2 separate regions of the Homo sapiens genome follow, and region 1 is linked to region 2. A link is a loop called in an ENCODE intact Hi-C map of the cell type or tissue named here. Cell type or tissue: tibial artery. All regions are shown on one strand. Each heading gives the region's core, and the rest is flanking DNA. Links, peaks and the distances in the headings are about the cores only.

The links. A loop is a pair of places that touch in the nucleus more often than their neighbours do. Peaks named below come from ENCODE experiments on the same cell type or tissue, not always from the same donor. Only the 100,000 strongest peaks of a DNase experiment are listed, where the experiment ranks them.
Region 1: it touches region 2 in a loop (2.7-fold over the local background); 36 of 110 quality-filtered maps call a loop at or near these places.

What each region holds. Positions count from the first base shown.
Region 1 is chr2:68,018,076-68,030,732 of GRCh38, forward strand. It overlaps the pseudogene FBXL12P1. Among named protein-coding and RNA genes, the nearest start is that of C1D, 39 kb to the right of the region's middle. In tibial artery, for the core only: no CTCF peak of the experiment used is centred there; no DNase peak of the experiment used is centred there.
Region 2 is chr2:67,848,585-67,861,241 of GRCh38, forward strand. No RefSeq gene overlaps it. Among named protein-coding and RNA genes, the nearest start is that of LINC01812, 29 kb to the left of the region's middle. In tibial artery, for the core only: no CTCF peak of the experiment used is centred there; a DNase peak (open chromatin) is centred at 6,887; H3K27ac peaks cover 47 bases.

The DNA.
Region 1 (12,657 bases), core at 1,959-9,958, 170 kb after region 2:
TTTAAAAATGAACCTATTTACCCATTCTAAAGATACTTAAAGTAATTTAATGCTAAGAATAATCTAGAAGCTGGGAACGGTGGCTCACGCCTGTAATCCCAGCACTTTGGAAGGCTGAGGCAGGTGGATCATCTGATGTCAGGAGTTTGAGACCAGCCTGGTCAACATGGTGAAACCCCGTCTCTACTAAAAATACAAAAATTAGCCAGGTATGGCAGCAGGCACCTGTAATCCCAGCTACTTGGGAGGCTGAGGCAAGAGAATCTCTTGAACCTGGGAGGCAGAGGTTGCAGTGAGCCGAGATTGTGCCATTGCACTCCAGCCTGGATGACAAGAGTGAAGCTCTGTCTTAAAATAAAAAATAAAAAAAAGAAGAAGAATCTAAAAGTGCAATAATGAGAGCAAATTTTTTAAGAATCAGCTTGATATATATATACATATATAAACATATGGAGATGACTATGTATGGGTGCAAGGGACTGCCAGGACACTGCATGAGATTCCACTGAACCTATACATCTTTGGGAATCAAAGTGTGGTTGAAGAGTCAGCAGTACCTGGGAGCTTGTTAGAAATGCACACTCTCAGGCCACACCCCAGAACTCCTGAATCAGAATTTGCATTTAACAAGATCCCCCAGTAACTCAAATACACAGCAAAGGCTGAGAAGCACTGTTGTAAATCACTATGGAGAGAAATACTATCCTCCAATCCATAAACGGCTGTGCTATTCCGTTTATTTAGATCTACCCTAATGGCTCTCTATAATTTTTTATAGTTTTCTGCAGAAAGGCTGTATTAGTCAGCTTGGGCTGCCATGAGAAAATATCACAGGCTGTGTGACATAAACAAACAGGAAATTTCTCACAGTTCTGGAGGCTGGAAGTTCATGATCAAAGTGGCAGCGGATTTGTCTTGGTGGGGGCGCTCTTCCTGGCTTTCAGAAGGCTGCTTTGTACTCACATGGTACTGTAGAATTCTTAGATTCTTCTAAGTTGTCTATTTACACAATCACATTATCTTCAAATAAAAGGCAGTTTTATTTCTTACTTTTTTTTTTTTTTTAGACCGAGTCTCGCACTGTCGCCCAGGCTGGAGTGCAATGGCGCGATCTCCACTCACTGCAACCTCCGCCTCCCAGGTTCAAGCAATTTCTCCCGCCTTAGTCTCCCAAGTAGCTGGGGTTACAGGCACCCGCCACCGCGCCCGGCTAATTTTTTGTATTTTTTTTTAGTAAAGACGGGGTTTCACTATTATGGCCAGGCTGGTGTGGAACTCCTGACTTCGTGATCCGCCCTCCTCGGCCTCCTAAAGTGCTAGGATTACATGCATGAGCCACCGCGCCCGGTCTAATTTCTTCAGTTCTTATACGTTTTACTTTTTTGGCTAGGACCCCACTCCCAACAATATTTTGAACGAAAGTGGTGATAACAGACTTCTGTCTTGTCCTTAAACTCAAAGGGAAAGTATGATTTTTGATGTGGGCTTTTTTGTAGTTACCCTTCATTAGACTGAGGAAGTGTCTGTGTATTCCTAGTTCACCCAGAAATTTTATCATTAATAAATGCTTACTTTCATCAAATGCTTACTCTATATCTATTGAGATAATCTATGATAATGTCTCCTTTTCCATTCTTGGCATTGGTTATCTGTACCTTACATATTTTCTTCTTGGTCTGCATTGCTAAAGATTTTATTAATTTTATTAATTTCTGATGTATTGATATTTTTCTATTGTACATATTTTTATCTCACATCTCTGCTCTTTCTTTTTTTTCTTTTTTTTTTTTTTTTTTGTCCTTCTCTGGGTATAATTTGTTATTTTTTCCACCTTCTTGAGATACAAGTTAGATTACTGACTCATATTTTCTTTTCTAATGTAAGTATATTAGGCTATGAATTCCCTTCTTAGGATTACTTTAGTTGCATGCTATCATTTTCGATATGTCACAGCTTCACTGAGTTCAAAATATTTTCTAATTTTTCACTGTGATTTCTTCTTAGTCTCATGGATTCTTCAGAAGTATAATCCTTAATTTCCAAATACAGTAACAGATTTTGTAGTAACTTTTCTCTAGTTAATTATATAGGTACCTTTCAAGTTTGTATTGTGATCACAGAATGTATTCTGTTTAATTTCAAATATTTGAAATTTGCTTTAAGACCCATATTCAATTTTTTAAAAAATTTTCCATGTGTGTTTGAAAAGAATTATACACGTGTTCACTGCAATATTCTATATGTCATGTAAGTCAAGTTTACTAATAGTGTTATTCAAAATTTCCATACCTTGACAATTGTTTTTCTGCTTGTTCTATCAATTACTGAGAGATCTCCACCCACGTGTCGTTCTATTACTTTTAGTTTCTGTCAATTTTTACTATGTATATTTTGAGACTACGTTATTACATGCAAAATTGGAATTACATCCTGGTTCATCAAACACTATCATCTTTTACTTTCAACTTTTCTGTATCCTTATGTTTTCGATATGGCTATGGTTTGAATATGGTTTTTCCCCAACAAAACTCATGTTGAAACTTGAACTCAAATGTGGCAGTGTTGGTAGGTGAGGCCTACTGGGAGGTGTTTGGGTTACAGAGGTAGATTCCTCATGAATAGATTAATGCCCTCCAACGGTGGTGAGTTCTTACCCCCTTAGTAATGAATAAGTTCCTGAGAGAGCAGGTTGCTAGAGTCTGCCTTCCTCAGTTTCTCTCTGTCTCTTGCTTTCCCTCTCACTGTGTGATCTCTTTGCATGTGCCTGCTTCCTTTCCACTGTCTGCCATGACTTGAAGCAGCCTGAGCCCCTCAGCAGATGCAGCTGCTCAATCTTGAACCTTCCAGCCATCAGAATCATGAGCCAAACAAACCTCTTTTCTTTACAAATTGCCCAGCTGCAAGTATTCTGTTATACAACACTAAATGGATTAAGACAGATGTGTTTCTTGAAAATATCATCTATTTGGGTTTAAATTGTTACACTATTGACGATTTTAGTTCATTTACATTTGATGTGATGACTGATTCTTTTAGATTTAATGTAATGACTGATTCTTTTACATTTTAAGTCTGGAATCTTACTCAATAATTTTCGCTCAACCTAACTGTTCCATGGTTCCTTTTCTCTTCTTTTCCACCTTCCAGATTCGATTGAAAAATTTCATTATTTCAGCTTTTCTTCTATTCATTTAGAAGTTTTGTGTCCTTCTAGCAGTGTCTTTTGATAGCAATATGCATCCTTTGACTTATCAAAATTCAATACTAATTTCTGCTTTCACCCTCTGATAGACAAGATTTTAGAATACTTTAACTCCATATATCTGCCCTTAAGAACTTATATGCCTTTTTATATATTTTATACATTTTTGTTTATTAAAGCCCCACAAGATATTATTATTACTGTTGTATTCAATTAATATTTATTTAAATTTACGCATATATTTTCCTTTTTTTTTCTTTTGATCTTCATTCTTCTCTTTATCTCCAAACCTTCTTCTGGGTATTCTTTATTTTTCATTTATATGGGTATATATTATGTGTATATATTTATGGGGTATGTGAGATATTTTGATACAGACATACAATATGTAATAATCACATTAGGATAAATGAGGTATTCATCACTTCAAGCAGGTATCATTTCTTTGTGTTACAAACATTCCAATTATACTATTTTAGTTATTTTTAAATGTACAATAAATTATCATTGACTGCAGTCTCTCTGTTGTGGTAACAAATACTAGATCATATTCATTCTATATAACTATATTTTTGTACCCATTACCCCCCGCCCACTTCTTCCCACCCCCCACACTTCTCCCAGCCTCTGCTAACAATCATTCCACTCTCTATCTCCATGAGTTCAATTGTTTTAATTTTTAGCTCCCACAAATGAGTAAGAACATGCAAAGTTTGTCCTTCTGTGCCTGGCTTATTTCACTTAATCTCCTCCAGTTCCATCCATGTTGTTACAAATGACAGGGTCTCATTCTTTTTTTATGGCTGAACAGTACTCCATTGTGTATAGGTATTGCATTTTCTTTATGCATTCATCTGTTGATAGACACTTAGGTTGCTTCCAAACCTTGGCTATTGTGAACAGTGCTGCAACATGGGAGTGCAGATATCTCTTTGATATACTGATTTCCTTCCTTTTGGGTATATACCTAACATTGGGAGCTCTATTTTTAGTTTTTTGAGGAACCTCCATACTGTTCTCCATAGTGGCTGTACCAATTTACATTCCCACAAACAGTGTACAAGAGTTCCCTCTTCCCTACATCGTCCGCAGTATTTGTTATTCCCTGTCTTTTGGTTAAAAGCCATTTTAACTGGGGTGAGATATCTCTTTGTAGTTTTGATTTGCATTTCTCTGATGATCGGTGCTGTTGAGCACCTTTTCATATGCCTGTTTGCCGTTTGTATGTCTGCTTTTGAGAAACGTCTATTCAGATCTTTTGCCCATTTTTAAAAATCAGGTTATCGGATTTTTTTCGTATTGGTTGTTTGAGCTCCTTATGTAGTCTGGTTATTAATCCCTTGTCAGATGGATACTTTGCAAATATTTCCTCCCATTCTGTTAGTTGTCCGTTTGCTTTGTTGATTGTTTCCTTTGCTGTGTGGAAGCTTTTTACCTTGATGTGATCCCACTTGTCCATTTTTTCTCTGGTTGCCTGTGCTTGTGGAAATCTTTGCCCAGACCACTGATCTGGAGATTTTTCTCAATGTTTTCTTTTAGTAGTTTCATGCTTTTAGGTCTTAGATTTAAGTCTTTAATACATTTTGATTTGATTTTTGTATATGGTGAGAGATAGCGGTCTGGTTTCATTCTTCTGCATATGGATATATAGTTTTCCCAGCACCTTTATTGAAGAGACTGTCCTTTCTCCAATACATGTTCTTGGCATCTTTGTTGAAAATGAGTTCACTATAGATGTATGGACTTAATTCTGGGATCTCTATTCTGTTCCATTTGTGTATGTGTCTGTTTTTTTAATGACTTTTTTCCTTAATAGCAAAATAATATATGTCTTGAAAAACATGGAAAATGCAGAATACAAAACACAGAAAATACAATTGAGAACCGTTATGAGCATTTTGATCATCAAACTGCAAGTCGAAGTTGCCCTGTCTCTCCCTGTCTCCTGTATGCATGTAAGGATATAAATGGTCTATGGGCTTGTTGGTGTGCATGCATAGGCAGTCTTTCTGGGGTACTCTTAAGGGGGCTCAGCTCCTCGGGTGCCCCTAGCTCTTAATCTCACCCTTCTACATCTGTCCTGTTCCTGAGGACAACCCTGAAAATGACTCTTCATTGACAGCCTTCTGGAGGTTGGGAGCTTTTAGAGCAAGGTTTTGCAATGTAGCTAGGAGGTAGCTGTAGTTTTCCTTGTTTCCACATGTAGGAACTAGGCTTCCAAGAGGCTAACTCATGACCAGTGCCATACAGCTGGCAAACAATGATTCCAAAGGTCTGGGTCCCTAGGCCTCTGTTCTCTCTACCTGGGGCTTTCAGTTCCCTCAAGTCTAATTATCTGCCCTCTTCAAGGTGCTGTTCAGAGGGTCTGAGGCTCAACAATAAACGGTGGGATGGGTCCCAGGGATAGATGAAGTGGTCACACCCACCAGTCCATGGACTCTTTGGGGCAAGCCCTGACAATGACCATACAGTGAAGCAGCCCCTTACACATGGTCCTATTGGCCTCCTGACTCTCCCACCCCTGCCACTGCAGCTCAAGGACTCTGAACTTGGACATGGTGAGGCAGGAGGAGAGGATTTCCGTGAAAGAGGGAATTTCTAGGGTGTTGAGAAGACCCTGCTGGCACAGACTCTCCAGGGCTGGCATTCCCTCCAGGACAGCCAGGCCAGGGGCAGAGAGGCCCCTTAAGGTCAGCCTGATCTTGCGCACGGCTCGCGGGTAGCGGCTGATGGCCAGCAGGGTGCTGTCTCAGAGAGGTTGCGGCCCAGCACCTCAAGCCCCTGCAGGTAGCTGAGCTCCTGCAGGCTGGCATCCAGCCGCAACTCCCTTACACGGTAGGTGCCGCCCCACCAGAAAGCGCAGGACCTGGAAGCGTGACAGGCCCTGCTGGTGCTCGTCTCTGAAGGCAGGGACGCAGTCCAGCATGATGCATTCGAACAGGGGCAGCATGGTGGGGTCCAGCTGCCTGAGGAGCCAGGCCATGGAGATCTCGCAGCTGTGCAGCTCCAGGGTCCCCAGGGCGCTGCACAGGCTGGTGATGGGCACCGTGCTCAGGTCGGCCACGTGCAGGCAGAGGCGCTTCGGGTTGGGGCACTTCTGGCCAGGGCTCTTATCAGGACAGGAGACAACTGGAGCCAGAGAACAGGTAGCCGCCCATCCACAGGGAATGAAGCTGGGATGCCATGTACCGGCCAAGGAGGTGCTACATGACTTTAAATCGCATCATGTAGAGCGTCAGGTCGACGTGTCACCACAGCCACCGTCGTCCACCAGCCTCTTCTAGCGGTGACAAACCCTGAGGAAAGGGATCTGCGGTTAGAACCACCTCGGCCCCAGGTGGGATCCGGGATCTGCATCTCCAGGTACCAGGTGCGCCCTCCGTCCGGTCTTCTCCGCCCCCACCCCGCCCCGTCCCCACAAGGTGGGGACGGGGCTGCAGATGTAGATGCGGATCTGGTCCCAGACCGGGAGGTAAGAAAAGATCTCGAGCTGTGTCTGTTTTGATGCCACTACTGTGCTCTTTGGGTTACATTAGGTCAGTATAATAGGAAGCCAGATAACGTGATTCCTCCAGTTCTGTTCTTTTTCTCAGGATAGCTTTGGCTATTCTGGGACTTTTGTGGTTTCATATAAATTTTAGGATTTTTTTTGCTATTTCTGTGAAGAATGTCATTGGTATTTTGATAGGGATTGCATTGAATCTGTAGATTGCTTTGTAGCATGGACATTTTAAAAATACTTCTTCTTCCAATCCATGAACATGGAATACACTTCCTTTTTTTGTGTTCTCTTCAATTTCTTGCATCAGTGTTTCATAGGTTTCATTGTAGAAATCTTTTACTTCTTTGGTTAAGTTTATTCCTAGGTATTTTATTTTATTTGTAGCTATGGTAAATGGGATTACTTTCTTCATTTCTTTTTCAGACTGTTTTCTGTCAGCATCATGTTACTGATTTTTTGTATATTGATTTTTGTATCCTGCAACTTTACTGAATTTATTTATTAGTTCTAATAGTTTTGGGGTGGATTTTTTAGTTTTTTTCAAATATAAGATCATATCCTCTGCAAACAATAATAATTTGACTTCTTCCTTTCAAGATTGGATTCCCTTTATTTTTTTCTCTTGTCTGATTGCTCTAGCTAGGACTTCCAGTACTGTGTTGAATAACAATGGTGAAAATGGGCATCCTTGTCTTGTTCCAGATCTCAGAGGAAAGGCTCTTAGTTTTTTTCTGTGCAATATAGCCATTTGGGTGTTCTTTAGACAGAAGGAAAATCTTCCATCTAGAATAATTTTCCTTCTTTCTGAAGAATAACGTTTAGAATTTTCATTTGTGTGAGTCTGCTAATGACAAATTTTCTAAATTTAGTGCTTGCTTGAAAGGTCTTTACCCTCATTAAAGGAAAATATTTTCAGTAGGCTTAGAATTTAAGGTTGGCAATTTTCTTTTTCAGCACTTCAAAATATGATCCTATTGTCTTCTGGTTTCCACCATTTCTGTCAATTGTGAGTTAAATTGTTCCCTCTTCAAAGGCAATCTTTTTTTTAATCTGGCATTTTGTTTTTAAACTTTGGTTTTTGGTAATATTGTCATGATATACCTAAATGATTTTATTTATATTTATCTTGTTTTGGATTTGTAGGGCTTCCGTGGCTTGATGAATTTCATTAGTTATGGAAAATTCTTATCTCTAATTTATTCAGATTGTGCTTCCACTCCATCCTCTTTCTCTTCTTTTTATGGAGCTATAATTACTCATAAAGTAGAGCTTTTCACTTCATTCTCATGGTTTTCACCCCTATTCTCATTTTCCATCCTTTTTGTATCTCCATATTTCCTTCTGGATATTTTCTTTAACCCATCAGGCTGTTCCTAATTCCCTCATCAGTTGTGTCAATCTGCTCTTAAACCCAGCTACTGAGATCTTCCGATTTCTGTCATTACATTTTCTCTACCAGATTTTCTGTTTGATTTTTTATTTATAGTTTCCACATTTGACAAAATTCTCAATCTCATTCTTTGCCATCTTCACCAAAGTACATTTACTTAAAATTCTGTATCTGATAATGTCAATGTCTGGAGCCCTTGTGAATCTATTTTCATTGTGCTATTTTTGTCAGCTTTCACTCATGCCTCCTATCTAGATTTTTTTTTTAGTATGCCCTGAATATTGCATTTGCAAAATTCCTTGTAGAAGTAACTTGAGGCCTTAAATAATGATATTATGTTTCTCCTGGAGAGATTTAATTTTCCTTAGCTGGTGCCTGGGGATACTAGCACTTCTGGATCACCTGCCAGGGTCAACTTCTCATTTGCCTTCCCATGCTTCTAAAGTGCAACCCTTTGTGGTCCCAACTCAAAGTGGGGAAAAGAACTACTAGGACACTTTCCCAACTTGGGTGGGCCCTCGACACCAATCCCTGTTGCTTTAGCTTCATGGGGCATCAAAACCATTACACGTTGCCTGTAATCCCAACACTTTGGGAGGCCAAGGTGGGCAGATCATTTGAGTTCAGGAGTTCAAGACCAGCCTGGCCAACATAGTGAAACCCCATCTCTACTAAAAATAGAAAAATTAGCCAGGCATGGTGGTGCACACCTGTAATCCCATAATCCCAGCTACTAGGGAGGCTGAGACATGAGAATCACCTGAACCCGGGAGGCATGGAGGTTGCAGTGAACCGAGATCATGCCACTGCACTCCAGCCTGAGCAACAGAGTGACTCTGTCCCCCCGCAAAAAAACATCACCCACCCACTTGAACTCTCAGACTCTATTTCCAGGAAAAGAGGAAAAGAATCCCCAGCTACAGGATCATCTCTCTGAGCCTTGCCCCATCTCTAGATCCTGGCCTTGGGATCGTTCACTATCTTGTTAGCTCTCTGGGATCTTTAAGCAGAAAGATGTGCTTAATTTGTTTGTTGGCTTGTTTTCAAATTGTACTCAGCAGAAGGGTCAATCAAAGTTACTTTCTCTACCATTACTAAAGGCAGAATGCACTTAAATATAATTATCTTCTTTATTTTTAATTTTAAATAAGAGGAGCTAGGAAAACAAAAAGCTTCCTAATTCTTCGTATTCCCAAATGGTTCCTCAATTTATAATTACTTAATCTAGAGGAACTAAATACTCATTTGACCAAATTAATTTATTTTAGAAAGCATTAATTTAAACAAATGGTCATGTCAGAATATTAATGTGATTTTCACTTCAATCAAAGCTGTGCTTCATAGCCACAAAGTTTATCATTGCTGGTATAACCATAAGAATACTAGATATACACCCCATAGGAAAAATTTACCTTTGAGTTGTTCATTGAGATTATGATTTTAATAAAACAGATTAAAGATATTTCAAAGCTTGTGTAACTATTTTAAATTTTCAAAATCATTACATAAGTATAGTAGCTCAAGCACTATCTAATTCAAAATTGCCATTCCTGTCCAATAATGAGTTTTTCCAATTTTGCTGTATTCAAATTTTAACCATTTAAGAAATCTGATTTAAATAAAAAATGTATTTTATGATCAGAAAACTTTGATCTTTAGAACCTCTTCAAGTTAGTGTTTGAGACTAAGAAATTGCTTTTTAACCTTACAAATTCATTCACCATTTAACAAACATTTGTTGAGCACCAACTATATATCAAACATACAAGTAGAATACAAAGTTCCTTTTAAAAAATATCAGACTCTTGCTCATTTACTTTGCTGATTTATGTGCCATGTTAAACATTACTGTCTGTAACATAATCAGTGAAAACAATATTTCCCAGTTCTCTGTGTAATGTGTCTTTTTAAGACAGCCTTGAAATTTAATCCAATGTCTGCATTATCTTCCTCATAAAAGGGGACAAATGCAACTGATAGTAAATGACATCAACATTCTTTTCTACTCACCCAGCAAAAATTATGACCTGTGGTTGGAATATTTCTAAAGCAAGTCTATGGCTAATTGGAACTTGTTTCTACAGCAGGGTTCATTTGAGAATTGGATAAGGATTGTAGATGTAACAGATAAGGTATCTGGCTTGCCAGAGTCATAGATGCCCTTTTAAGTGAGGAAATGAAAGTTGAGTGAATGTTAAGGAAAGTTTTAAGGTCCCAGCTAGCTAAGGCCAACTCAAGTCCAGAATCCATTTCTGTCTCCCAGGTCAATCTTTTGTGTAGCATACAATGAAATTGAGCATTTTGATTCTATAACTAATAGCTTCTGAATGTGTTTTCACTGGTGTGTATATACAAATAATTTTGTTAAATTTTTTGAACGTTTTGAGGTCTGGGGTTTCTTTTCTTTTTATCATTTCAGACAGAATAGAGAAAATACCAATTTCTGAAGACCTATAATCATGAAATAGGCTCATTTCAAGTTAGGAAGACTATTTTATGTCTATAAGAAATTAGCAGTATCTGAGATGGTTCAGATGAACCTTATGTTCATTTTTATGTTTCTTTAATAGCATAATAAATAGGCTGGAAGGAAAGAGGGAAGCATCCCTTCCTTCACAGCAAAGTTAGGATTGTACCAGGGAAGACCATGGCTAGCTGACAACATTTTCAGCACTTCTTTCCTAGTGTATTTTTTGTTTGTCTTCAACTTACAGATCCCCTTTTGGAAAAGTAAGATAACGCAACTAAAGACAAAGTAATGGACGTTAAAAAACGTTTCTGTTGTGTAAGCCTTTTGCCAAGTTATTATCTACTGCAGTCTCTAGATCAGTGGTTCTCAACCTCGGAAGCACAATACCATATGCTGAGGAGCTTCAATGAATGATGATGCCTGCGCCATCCCCAGGAAGTCTGATTTGTTGGTCTGGAGTGGGGCCTGGTCATGGGGATATTTTTTAAGCTCTCGGAGTGATGTGGAGCTAGAGCTGACAGCCACTGCTCTCTGCATTGCTCTAGTCAAGAGGGACAATTTCCATTAGTAGCAAAAATGGGGACTCTGTTCTTTATGGTGTGGGCTTCTTTCTCTAAATGAATTACAGAAGGGCTGACACTCTCTCATATAAGATAAAGTCCTTTTCTTTTGTTAGAAATTTTTCACTACCTGACTCCTTCAAGGATTGGGCCATGGTCTCAAACCACCTAGCAAAACCTTAGCTGTCCACACAGAATTGGTAAGACTCTAGGGTCAGGTTTCAGCCAAAGAACCTTACAAATGCAAGATCTGAGAACTCTAACTTCCCCCTAATGACCTCTTCATCTATTAACTCAGAAATCTTATTCGAGACAAAACAAAATAGAGAAAAAACTAGAAGAGAAACTTTCATTCAATTTGCCCAGTTTTGATGTAAAATGTCATCTTAATTTTACTACCACCAACCTAACATTTTAAATACCATTTTCTTCTGAAAACATGACTTCTTTTCATTTGAGTTTGTATAGGCAATGGAGGAAAATTAGCATGGTTTTACCTGCTTTATAGATGGAGAAATGTACGCCTAGTTTCTGTGATCTTTTCAAAGTCAATAGTCACCGACGGAACGAAAAAGTCAAAGCTGTGTTGTAATGTTCTTTCTGATGTTCTACAATTCATACTAAAAAATATTCTACCAAGATATTTACCTGAAGATGTATTTTAGGAATCATGATTTAAGGCTAGATCACAAAATTCAGTGAAATTTAAAAGAGCCATAAAAATAATAAATCTGGAACAAAGTAAATCCTGCAACTTGATGGATAGGCCTCTATGGTCTGTAAAGACACATACAAATTATATGTGGTTTTACCCTTTAGTTTTACAATCACTGACTTTCAAAATGATTTTTTTCTCATTATATTTATAATTTCTGTTAATAGATAGCTAATACAAATGAAATAATGTGACAAAATGATAGGTATGGGGGGAATTACAAGTGATCATTACTGAAGAAGGGCATAGAAATTTCTTTTCTAGAAAATTTCCAAGAGGATTTACAGACCTCTGTCCCCAAATACTCTGAACTAGTAGAAATAGCAAATTAGACTCTTTCAGCATAGTGACTCTACATAGTTTCTGAAGAAACTAAATACGCTTCACACAAATCTATCTTGCATTAAGACAATAAAAATGTTCCTCCTCCTAGCCCCCCCTCAAAATAAAATAAAATAAAATAAATCTCCAAAGAGAAGGAATGGTGAGGATAAGAATTACTTATCTCTCCTTGTTCTTGGTTTTAGTAGATATTGATGGCCAGAGTCCAAGCCCAGGATGATGTTCAACTATAGTTTCAGATTGGGGGTCCAGGTCTCAGTACCTATAAATACTGCTGAAGCATCTTGAGTACTATTAAAGGAAAGTGAACATCGAGGCTCTGATGGCCATATACCTTGTTGCAGGGCGTTGGGGGAGGACTTACCTCTTTTCCCAAACTTTATTTCCATTAAGAATCAAATTACATAAAGCCCACTGATCCATATCATACATACATCAAAAAGCAATGATAATGTTGCCAACAAGAAATAAATCAA
Region 2 (12,657 bases), core at 1,920-9,919:
AGGATATTCACCGAAGATATTTACTAGTATGATTTTCCATCTGGCCTTATTATTCTGGCATGGCTGCCAGCACCTTATAATCCCAGCATTGTATTCGCAAGCAATTCCTCTGCTCATTAGCAGAAGCTGAGTCCAACTCTGCTCTTGTAGGGGCTTGTGAATCAGCATAGACCAACAGACAGCGTTTCCAGGAGCTAGCTGCAAAGAAACAAGGACGCTACTCATTGAGGGGAAGGCATCTGTATCAGTTAGGAATTGCATTTGACTGTTAGTAGCAGGGGCTGGATATAACAGTGATTAAATAAATGTGCTTCCTCCTCGTGTGAAGGAAGTCCTGAGCAAGGCAGTCCAGGAGGACATGGAAGTGCTGGAGTGTCAGGATCCTTCTATCTTTATGCTCCATCACAGTTAGCACATGGTTTCCATCTGCAACACTGTCTCATGGTCTAAGATGGCTGTTGGCTGGGCCTCCAGTAGTCACATTTATATCCAGGCATGGAGCAGAAAAAAATGGGAAGAACAAAAGGAAGTACATGTCAGCTATTGTTCCCTTCTCAAGCTTTCCTGGACATCCCACTGAGCCACTTCTTAATTTAATTTGCTAACTTCTAGCTACAAGAGAAGCTGAGCACATTGTCCCTCAAATAAAATCCAGTTCCTGTTGTAAAAGAACAGTAGGAAGAATAAAATGAACATCAGGTTGATCCCTGGGTTGCTTCAGAATCATGCAAAGACATCTGTAAAGGAGAGTTACTTCCAGCTTAGAATGTTTATTTCAGCCTTGACAACCACATTAACAATAAGCATCATAACCACTGGGTCACAGTACACTCTCGGGACCCCTGCCTTTGATTGGATGGAGGAATTCTTTAAGATTATTTGAAACTTGTGCTATCTCTCCATAAAGTTCCTCCATAGGAATGACATTGTTCCTGGGTCACATCACTGTCAACATTTACAAGTCATCATCTGTGAACTTGATAAAGAAATTAAGTCCCATTATTGGGTTAAGATTCAACTGTCTCACTCTGTTGAACATAGTGTGACTAAAATCAAACAAAGTGCTAAACAAGTGGCCAATGTACAAATACAAAAAGTGACATGGGCAACTGCCACATCTAACCAGATCATGTCGACCCTGATTTGTCACGATCACCTGGAAATGTCAAGTGAAAGTAGCAGTTTGGTTTTAGGATACTGGAGAATAATAAAGTACCACGTATAAGGAGGTATTTAATAAAAGGAATTGGATTATAATAATGAAGATATGAATCATGATGATGATAAGTGGATGATAAATTACTTTAACTCTTCACTCCGTGGGCACATGCCCACAAGAGTGGGATCTTCAATTTATATGGATCCCTTTAATTTCTACTACGCTTCACAGTTTTCAGGCAATTTTATCTCATCTATGCCTCAAAACTCGGAAGGACAGACATTATTAATAGTAGTGTTTTTAAACTGATGGGATAGAAGCTCAAAAATAGCAAGTGACATATTCAAGTTGTCACAGTGGATAAAGGCAGAAAGCCAGCACTAAAACCCCACCCTTGCCTGTAGGCTGGGACTCTGAATTATACCTCTCGAGCAGAACACATAAGCTTTAAACTACTTTATGTTTTTGAACCCTGATGTTATTTCTTGAAGATTTTAAGGTCTTTAAATGAATGGGTTATGTCTTTTTTGTCACTGAATTTGCCTGTGCGCAGAACAGAACCTTGTATACAATAGGAGAAACTCTCAATTAATGTTTATTAAAGATAATGATATATGGACTCAGCATATGGTGAGATCAGCAACATCTATTAGCATAAGAAGGGGCTGGAAAAAATGAAAGTGAGCCTAACCTCAGTCTACCAAGAACACAAGGACACTGTCTCTACCTTTGGTGTCTGGATCTTGGGTGGGAGAGGGTGATCAAAATTTGACCTCAGTGTGCCAGAGTCATTTTATCTATAACATAAGGAGATAGGACTGGAAAATTTCCGTGAGACCCTTCATTATTAGAATGCCATGATTCTAATCGCCACTTGAAAGTTCCTGAGAAAAGAACCATGTGAATGGCAGAGAGATAAGGTACTACGGTTCAAATCTTCTCTGGTTCTTTATGAAAAGCTTTAAGTCTCAAAATATCTGCTCTGCCTTTTCTTAATAAGTTGTGCCCATGCAAATCCCTATTCTCTCAATGTAAGCACAATCACCAAAAAAGAGAGACAACTACACCCTAGTGAGAAGCTCCACAAATACACTCTCTGGAGGTCTCCCTGTCAGGTTCCTACTTCCACCTACACCCTTTATCTCTAAGTCTCTGCCATCACTGATGCTGAAAGACATTTTTTTTAAGGTAGGATCTTCTAAATCCAGCCCTCTGTAAATCCTTGCCCCAGATCTGAGCAAACTAATTCTTTAGGTTAAACCCAATCTTTCTATCTCTCCAGAAATGTGGGAGAATCAAAGAATCAAAACTCAAGAATTCTCATGGCCTCCGTGTTAAAAATAGCCGTGTCTTCAAAAGATTCTGACGTCAGATTTCAAATCCCAATTCTCAGTCCATCCCATTGAATCATCCATCATTTAAAATGTAAGAAAATTTTCACACAGGTCTTTCCTGCCTCAGTAGTCAACCCAACCCAGCAAAAGCCTCACACAGCATTCTATCCTCCAAGTCATGTTTTGGCTGATGGCCCATGGAAATCCCCTTTTAAGGAAAAAGAGAAGAAAACTAAAAATATGAGAGTAGTCAGCCACTCTCATACCACCCTTGAAATAAATCACCAATGCCCAGAATTCCCTCTTCTTCTCTAGTTTTAGATAACTATGTATTATAGTGGGAGATGATGATGATGACATTGATGACAATGATGATGATGTGAGCAATAACAATGAACATTTTTGAACATTATCTACACTGTCCTAAGTGCTACAGATTTATTTTTTCCATTTAATCTTAACAACTTTCTCCACTAGTATTATTAAACCTATTAGTTTCCTCATTTCACAGATAAGGCAACTGAGAATTAGAGAAGTTAAGTAACTTGTCCATTGCTCTGGAGCTGAAAGACAGAATTCAGACCCAGATATGTTTGATTCTAAATCCTCCAAACATTTGACTTTCCTACTTCTCAGAGACGGGAGGCAATAGTGAAACTGAGGGGATTGTGCAGAGCCAGGAGAGGGTGTAGAAGAAGAATCTCAGGAGTGAGAGCTGCAGAAACAGGATCGCATCAGAAGCTACCCCTAAGGAGGAGAGGATAAGCACAGGAATGCCATTTAGACAATTATTCTTAAACCAGATTAAACCCTGAAAATCCATTAAATTGGAAGCATCACTCTCATTTTTTTTATAACCAAATTTAAGAATGCCAACTTTTGGGGAAATTCCATAATTTGCAGATACTGAAATAGTAACAATAACAACTAAAAACACCAATTTCCTTTCTTTCTTTTACCACCTGTGGACCTTATGGGGTAAGGGGCAGATGGTAAATTTGGGGGGAGGCTAGTCTATTTTGAATGTTTATTTACAAGGCTACATTCATGCCATCCACCAAACACCATCTGCTGGGCTATTTCTTCCATGAAACTAGAGCATTTTGTTCCATAGCAAATAAAAGTGCGACCAGAATTCTATCAGCATGCTGTGTTTGGGAGAGCACCAACACTTTTCAAAACCAGCTTTAATCTTTCTCCAAGTCCGATGCAAAGAAGGCTCCCCTAAGAACAGTAACCCAGTCAACACATTCATTCATTCATTCGCAAACTCACTTTGAAAGAAAGCTGGCCCGCGTGGGCCAGCCAAATGTGGAAAGTTAATTTTACAACATGAACTGTTTTCACCCTGGGCCAAGAGACAAGTATAGGCACCATATGACCTGGGTCTGATTTAGTAGTATCTCGGGACTCAGAAACATGAGGGTATTTCAGCAAGGAGCCCCCACCTTTTCTATCCCCCCTCACCAACCATCCACTAAAGCTTCCAAAGAATGTCTTTCATGTTTGCTGCATTCACTTCACAACGTGCTCCTGGTGCCTGTCCTTGAATTCTCGGCTCATTGCTCCTGAATCAAGGGAAGTCAAGTTGAATCTTTCAAAATGGGAGCCAGCAGTGGGTAAGCACATCAGCAGCAGGGCAGGAAAATCCACCCCCATCTACTCTTTGTAAAACTCTAAGTCCTGTTTGTTATTCTTAAGAGATGGAAGGCAATGTAGTTTAGAGAGAAGAGCCTTGGATTCAGAATCAGGAGATCTCAGTTTTACTTCTAGCTCTGCCACTGACAAGCTGTGTGGATTTAATAAATCATTTAATGTCTCTGGCCTCTGGGTTGGTCATTTATAAAATGAGGAGGTGGCACTATAATAAATACCTCACACTAAGACTAGAGCTTGTATTGATGCAAGTTAAGAAGCAAAACCTGCACAGAGTGAGTGTGGCGGCTACAGGGTGAATGAGGAGGGGATGGCCCTCTCAAGAATTTATAGTTCTTCATGAATATGTAACCTAAAGAAGAAACCCCAGAATATCAGAGTGAGCTTTACATAAGCACAGGCCATGTTGCGTGGTTCCTAGTTTTGTGGCTACTCCAATAGTGGTGTGGGGAGCGAGCTTAGGAAAGTAGAACAGAGCAACGGTTAGGACCAAGTCTTTGGAGTGGTTCTAGACCTGGATTCTGTCCCTTACATCCTCCATGACCGTGGCCTGTTATTTATTTCTTAAACCTTAACTTCTGCATCTGTGCAATGGGATAACGATATCTACTTCTGGTGGTATACTCACACTGGCTCACAAAAGCCAATGGTAAAATTCTGTGGCCTTTTACCAGCTGGTTGACACCACATTGGTGGTTTGAAATAAGCTGTGGTGGGAGTATTTGCCACAGAAGTCAGCCAATGCTACAAATCCAGGCATCTCCCCTGGTACTCCTCCAGAACTGGGTTTTAAACATTTTCATCACACCACTGCCTACCTCTCAGCACTGTTGTAAGGATGAAGTGAGGTGATGTACACAAAGTGTTTAACACAATGTTTGGTGCATGACAAGAAATGGGAGCTGTTATTATTGTAGCTATTAGTGACTCAGGGATGCCCTCTGTCTTTTCATTTCTTGCTACTCTTACCACTCTTCTCATAAGCCAGATCTTATGCTACTTTCTGGAGATCCAGAGAGCATGCCCCTGCAGTAAAAGGCTTTTCTACCCAACTCTTATTTGCTTGTGGCCTCTCATTCAGCAGATATGAATTGAATACTTACTCTGCACCCAATCTGGCACCAGGCATTGCAGATACAAACACGATTGAATAAAACTTGCCCCTAGATTTGAGAAGTTCAGAAACCCTTTGATGGACAGGATACAACTGAGTCTGGGAAGGGTACCTTTTACCAACAATGTGGAAATCAAAGAAAGGCAAAAGCTGTTCCCAACGGCACAAACCCTTCTGCCACCTGGTATCCCAAGGCCTTGGAAGCAAGAAGCCTCCAGGGTAACTTTAGGTACAAAGTGAAACCACCTTCTTTAAGATGACATAATTATTAGAACTACAGGCACTCAATTAGCTCTCCTCCTCTCCCTGTCCTGATGGCATTACCCTAAAATTGGCAACATTCTTCCCCACTGGCTACGATGGTTGCATGTATGCCGCCTGGAAACCAGAAATGTGTAACATCAAGTCTGGCCCCTCGCCAAATTTCTACAGGGCATTAGTAACAAACTGGTGAAGCTCATTAAAAAAAGAGAGAGAAACCTATAACCATTAAAAGTCCATTAAGCAGCCTGTCAGTTTGTAGAGCTAAATAGCCCACAGTAATCAAAAGCATATGAACCCCAGCTGGGATACCCAGTGAATTGTTTCGATTTAGGGGAGAATTCATCAAGAAAGATTGTTCTTGGGATTGGGTTGATTTTTCTCCTTCAGTTCCTGGCCCCACGTTCCATTATAATTAAAGTGATTGATGCACCTCCCAGACAGAGGTGAGCAGTGACCACCAGAGCCAAAACATCTGCTCCTTCCAAGCAAACAGTTAATATGGAACTTGAGTCAAAAGGCACGTAATTTGAGGTTACCCTTCCACTGTCAATTAGGTATGGCACAGTCAACTCTTTGCTGTCTGGCTGGGTTACATCTAGGTTATCTCTGAAATTTCTCTTTCCAACCATAGAAGGACTTTTATCCATACCCAGGTTAGGGTCAAGAAACAAAGAGCTAAGTCTGAGGCCAAGAAGTGATGATCCCTAGAAGGGGAGATAGAAGATCCATCCATCAATTAATGAAATGTCTTCCTGCCCATTGATGGACATTTGTTAATTTCAGAAATACAGACTCAATCTTTCCAATTTACCACAATCCCTCTACCTCTTTTCATCACCTCCCCAGCCCTGCAAGGTGTACCCTGGCACCACTCCATTGCTCATTAGCGCCTCCACAGGTGGATGACCACATGCTGAGGAAGGAGGTAAAACTCAAACAGGAGGTTTATGAGAGCACATTAGCAGTTTTGGCTCTGACATAAGAATAGTGAGAAATGAGAGAAAAATCAATGACTCAACACAGGTTTAGGAGGTAACTATAGGAATTACTGCTCTATGCTCATCTACTCTACCATGACACTAGATGAAAGCAAAATGTTGACAAAAAATGGAAAAACTAAGGTGATGTTCAAATTCAAAAGGGCAGTTGAATCTGAGAGCAATTATTGTTCCCTTCAGATATTTTTACTATCACTGCTTTTTATTTTAACTTTTCCCCAAAAGACCCAAAAGTTTAATTAAAAAAAAAAAAAGTAGGCTGGGAATGGTGGCTCATGCCTGTAATCCCAGCACTTTGGGAGGCCGAGGCAGGAAAATTGCTTCAGCTCAGGAGTTCAAGACCAGCCTGGGCAACATAGTGAGACCTCACCTCTACTAAAACTCAAAGAAAAATTAGTCAGGAGTGGTGACCCAAGCCTGTAGTCCCAGCTACTTGGGAGGCTGAATCAGAAGTACCGCTTGAGCCCAGGAGTTCAAGACTGCAGTGAGCCATGATCATGCCACTGTACTCCAGCCTGGGCAACAGAACAAGACCCTGTCTCAAACAACAACAAAGTCATGCTCAGTATAATCAACACTCCTCCATCCAAAGCTACTCCAAAATCATCTAGTAATTTGATATACCACTTATTTATATTGATCCTTTTAGAGTCTTGAACTGTTAAATTTCTGCTTGTGTCCATCTCCCATCATTGACTGTATGTTTCTCAAGGGCAGGGACATCTTTTTCCCTGTGTCTTACAGCATCTTCTTAATAGAATCCTTGCAACTCAGAGGCCCTCACTAAATATTGACGGAGTGATCTTTCAGTGTTGCCAGGCTCAGCTTCCAATCTCTCAGGGACTGCCTGTACTAAATTCACCAAGCAGTTAATGAGCTCCCGTGCTGCCCACACAAACTCATTTGCCTTGGGAATGAAAACAAATCGATGCCCCCTTTATGCACTGAATTTGCTTAAGCATACATTGCAGATGATACATACATATGGTGTGCATGAAAGTAAATGCTCCTGCACCAGGCAGAGGCCCTCTAGCCTCTTCTCGGCTTCCCTATCCAAATTCTGCCCACCCTACAAGGCTGAGCTGTCCCCCAACTTCAACTAACAAGCCTTCACAGAACACCAGCTTAAAGATCTCTAGCTCCAAACAAGCAGTGGGCCTGGAACACAGTGAGTTCCATGAAAATATGAGCAAGAGAGTCAATGAGCAACATGAGGCATGGGTGGACAAGGTGGGACCAAGTTGAATGGAGTGAGAATGAGGTTGGAAAGTTGACTGCCAGATACGAAGTGAGGCGAACTCTTCACCCAGACCAGTGGAAGCACATCCTTCCCCCATCACTCCCCATGGAACATCTTAAGTTCAGGAATCAGGGGCGATGTGGCCTATTACTGGATGAGAGGAGTCTCTGACCCTTATGTTCTTTCTTCCTTGGATGTCCAATGGTGAAGGAAAAATAAACATATAAAAAGCCATAAATCCCCTTGCAAAAATAAAGGCTCCTTTTTAATGCCCAATAGTTAATGGCTTAAGTTAAATTCCAGACCCTTGCAAAAAATTTTGTAAGACCCCTTCCACCTCTTTGCTGCCTTGACTCCCACCCCTTCCAGAGGCAGAAAGGTTGCTAGGCTTTCTGTAGGTGGTTGATGAACATTTTTAGGGGGTGCTTACGTCCATATTAATAGCATTAGAACAAACACACCTTTTCAGATTATTTTGAAAACTATCCTGGGACACAGAATCCAGTTTCCCCTCCATAGAGTATTTTCTCCCAAGTCCACAGTTGTCTGCACAGTAACATTTTTGCCTGTACAACAACTCGTTTTGTTTTCACACTGCCTGTGTCCTGTGGCACTCAGGAGGTCCTGTTCTAAGAGAGGCAAGACTCTACCCTGTTCTGTTGCTAGCACAGGCTGTTCATGGCATCCCCTCCACTGTCCAAAATCCTCCTTCTCATGTGTCTTTGTCTCTGCAGGTGACCTGGCTGCTTAGGACAGTAAGGAAAATACGGTAGCAGAAGTCATGAGGAAAGCTGCTTCTGCTTTCAGCCTTTCAGCTCAGCTCCTTGCTAGCTGAGTGTCTTTGGCTCTCTGGACGTTTTTATGATCTGTAAAAAGAAAGAGCTACACTACATCATCTCTAAGTCCTTCCCAGCCCTGGCTTCGACCATCCTCACTACTCATTTTGTTACTTTCCACCGCCAATTCTCTTGCTCTGCCCCGCCTATGTATGTCAAGGGAAACACCGTGCCTGCTCCTTTGTAACCCTCATCTCCTATCTACATCCTGGGGTCTTTCTCTACTGCCCCCTCCATAGTTACCTCTACCCCTACCTTCAGTATCCCCCTCTCATTTAATTCATCCCCTCTGACTATCCACATGCTCAGATTTCTTCTCATCCAAAACCAAACAAGCGACCTCATTTGACCATACTACCCAGTCATTCTCTTGAGCTTCTCACCATCAAACTTCTTGATTGAATATCCTCTGCTGACATCTCCAGCCAGTTCCTTATCATCCACTCACTCCTCAGCCCTTTGCAAGCTGACATCTGCTTCTCACTACTCCACCCTCTCAAGATTTACCAGTGGCTGCTTCATCATCAGGACTGTTCTTCGAATACCACACTATCATAGATCCAATTCTCCAGAAGCAGAGCCTGAGATGACAGTTCATAAGCAAGTGGTCTATGAAGGCAGTGCCCCTGGGAGCTGGGGAGCAGGGCAGTGCAGGGGAAGAAGCCAAGCAAAGTCCTGCCAGGGAGCTCTAGTGTGTAAATTACACCTCAGAGTTGTCCCAACCTAAGGCAAGGGAGCTGGACTTTCACACTCCCCCAGAGGCAGTCACAGGCTAAGGGCTCACATAGGAGGTCAGGAAGTAAACTCCAGGCACTTCCTCCTCTCTGTACTCACCAGCCAAATCACTCCAGTAGCCTAGAGGCAGGCAGTCTTCACAAGAAGAGTCGCAGGTGTAGTCAGTTGGAGCCAAAAACACAACAAGGCTGGGCGAGGGACAGCCAGAAATACTAAAGGAGATCCAAGGGAAATTCATGGTACGCCAGCAGTGTCCGTTACCTCATGCTTTCTGTCTTTCTGCAGTGTTTGACAGTGTCAAACATGCTCCCTTATGAAATTTCCTCACCTTGGTTTTGTGAAGAGGACACCCCTGTCTTGCTGTTCCTCTCTTAACTCTGCTTCTTTTTGCTTTGTCCCCATTTCCCTCCCAGCTGCCCCCATATCTCTATTTTGGTCATGTAGTGACTCAACTAGCTTTACAGCTTTAATTACCACATCTAAAATCACTCACTCCCAAATTCCAACTCTGAATGAACTTTCTACTTGGATGTCCACCCAGCACTCCAAAACCAATATGTCCCAAAAACGGAATTATATTTCTTCTTCTGTGACTTAACCCTCAATTTAACTTCCCTGTCTGAGCATGTTCCTGAGCTATAACAAAAGGAAACAACTTTCACTCCTGTCTTTTCCTTGTCCTCATGCCCAAGCAGACCTGAATTTCCTCACATCTTTCATTTCGTTCCCATTTCCTGTGTCACCATCTTCGTTCAGGTCTTTATTGACTCTTGAGCATATTTTCTAAGCAACTTTTGAACTGGTTTCCCTGCCTCTCCCTGCTCCAAGTCATCCTCCACCTACTGCTAAATTAATCTTCTGAGAGTAACACCATGATCTTTTAACTTCTGCCACCCTACTTTTCAACCCTTCATTGGTTTTATTGTAGTAGAGACTTCTAGTACTCACCTATTCTGACTTCATTCTCCAGCCCTCTTGTAGCTGCATAGAACCATGCAATGAGTTTCGGATTGGGCTGTCAGTGAAAGGAACAATATCACTTCTAGACAAAGGCATTTAGAAGCAAGCATGCATTCTCCAGGCTCTCTTGCATTCTCCAGGCTCTCTTTTCCCTGCTGTGGTGACCCTGGAAACCAAATGTTGAGATGGCAGAGCCAAAGACGGAAGCACCTGGATCCCTGAATCACCATATGGAGGATGGCCTGCTGTCAGCCTGGAGAGTAGTCTCACTGATGTTAGAGTTTGTGTGTGCTAGAAGTAAGCTATAGTGTGAAAATATTCTGAAAATACTTTCGCTTTTTTGTTTTTATTTGTTTTTACTGCCAAATAGCCTGACTTGTCCTGGCAAATATAGTAATTTTTTCCTACTACCCTCAAGTCTAGATTATTTAGTTTTGTATCCAAATTTCTTTAGAACTGACCCACATTTCCTTCCAGGTTCTTCTATTTCCCTAAAACCATTCTGCCCTATCATACCTTGGCCATTAGCCTTTCATAATTCTTCTTGACACTTATTTGTCTCCATTACCTACCCGTCTCCACCCTCCATGTGCACACACACAGCTCCACTCCAACATTCAGCCTGTCCACTGTCTAGTCTCCCTTTAAGGTCCACATCAAGGATCGACAGATCACAGCCCATAGGCAAAATCCAGCCCTCCAACTGTTTTGTAAATAAAAATTTTATTGAAACACAGCCATGCCACAACCAGAGAGTTAAGAAGCCACAGCTGAGACCACCTAATCTGCAAAACCTAAAATCTTTACTATCTAGATATTGATTAAAAAAAAAAAAAGTTTACTGACCTCTGTCTAGAATATCATCTCTCCTGTCCCCAAGCTTCCACCTTCCCCACAAGCCACTGCTCAGAAGTGATTCTCCCCTTGTCTGCATTCCTGCAGTACCTAGTTGTATGTCTCCTGGATGTCAGACTAGCGGTAAGATCCCATGTCATCTTCCCTACTCCACTCTAAGCACCAGGGATGGCAGGGCATGTTTCCTGTTTCTTTTGGGTTCTCAGTGTCCAGCACCTTGGCTCATAACATTAATAGTAAGTATTCAGTGGACGCTAGAAGAAAACACAGACAACTCCTGAGACCTACAATGTATGAATGAGAAAAGAACAGGCAAGAAAAAGAACTCTACGAATTACAGTGCTAGAATTCGAACACAGGGACTTTGTATTTCAAACTCAGCAAACCCTGTTATATAAATTTGATGTTCATATAATTATTGCGGGACATTAAGCAATACCAAGTCTTCAGAAAATATATGTTTGCTTTTAACTTGAATAGTTTTGCTTTCCAATATGAACAATATGTAAATGACCTCTAAAGCAATGAATTAAAGTGTCAGACCCCACTCACAATTTTAAACAGTGCTCTTTTATTTCAGATCCTGTGGCAAACTGGAAATAACCATAAACAAGAAGGTGAATGGTTTCTTATAGCTAATACAATTAACTTCACAGCATTTGAAAAAAAAAAAAAACTTCATTTGCTTTTAAATGCTATTTTACAGATTGTTTCCATCATCACTACAAGCTACATTTTTTTAAAATTCTAACATTTATAAAGTATACAGAACTTCATAAAGACCCCATTTTCTGAATCACTTCCATGTGTAAAAGGACCCAGCCTAGTCTTACCTTTCTTCTCCAGATACTCACACCATTGCCAGGCAAGGTGCCTTCATCTCTGTGCCTGGCTTTGATTAATCAAAACAAGGACTCTGGCCACCCTGGTCTGCAGAACACCCAGGAGGGAAAATTATTTTGATAACTAAGCTGCTTCTTTCATGTCAGCCAAAGATTATAGAAGATTCTGCTAAAAAATATTGGGAGCTGAGACACATGTTCCTTGTTCAAAACCTCATCTAGTCATTGCTCAGCAAGGTATCACAAAGGAATGACCATTGCGAGGAGTAGCCGAGGGCAGTTTTCTCTCACCAGCTTTCATAGCTGTAAAAAGGCAAGACCCAAGCTCATGAAAGAAGTGTTGCCCAAAATCTGGACTGATACTGATTCACAGTTACCAGGGTAGGATAAGTATGAAAGTGACAGAAAGCATTTAGAAAGTTTATAGCAATTCAACATCCCCAGGACATCCAAGCTGCATGATTTTGTATTTTACTGATTATCAATCTGTAATCTATTTGAATTTTCTTAAATGTTCCTTTGCCACACAGGGTTTAAGAAGCACTGCCTTAGAGAGACAAGTATATATAATCCAGTGCACCCTCCACACCCACAAGATGGTCCCTACTGGACAGAACTTGGAATTCTCGTTTCCTGACTTTGCTTCTATCTACAGGAAGCTCAT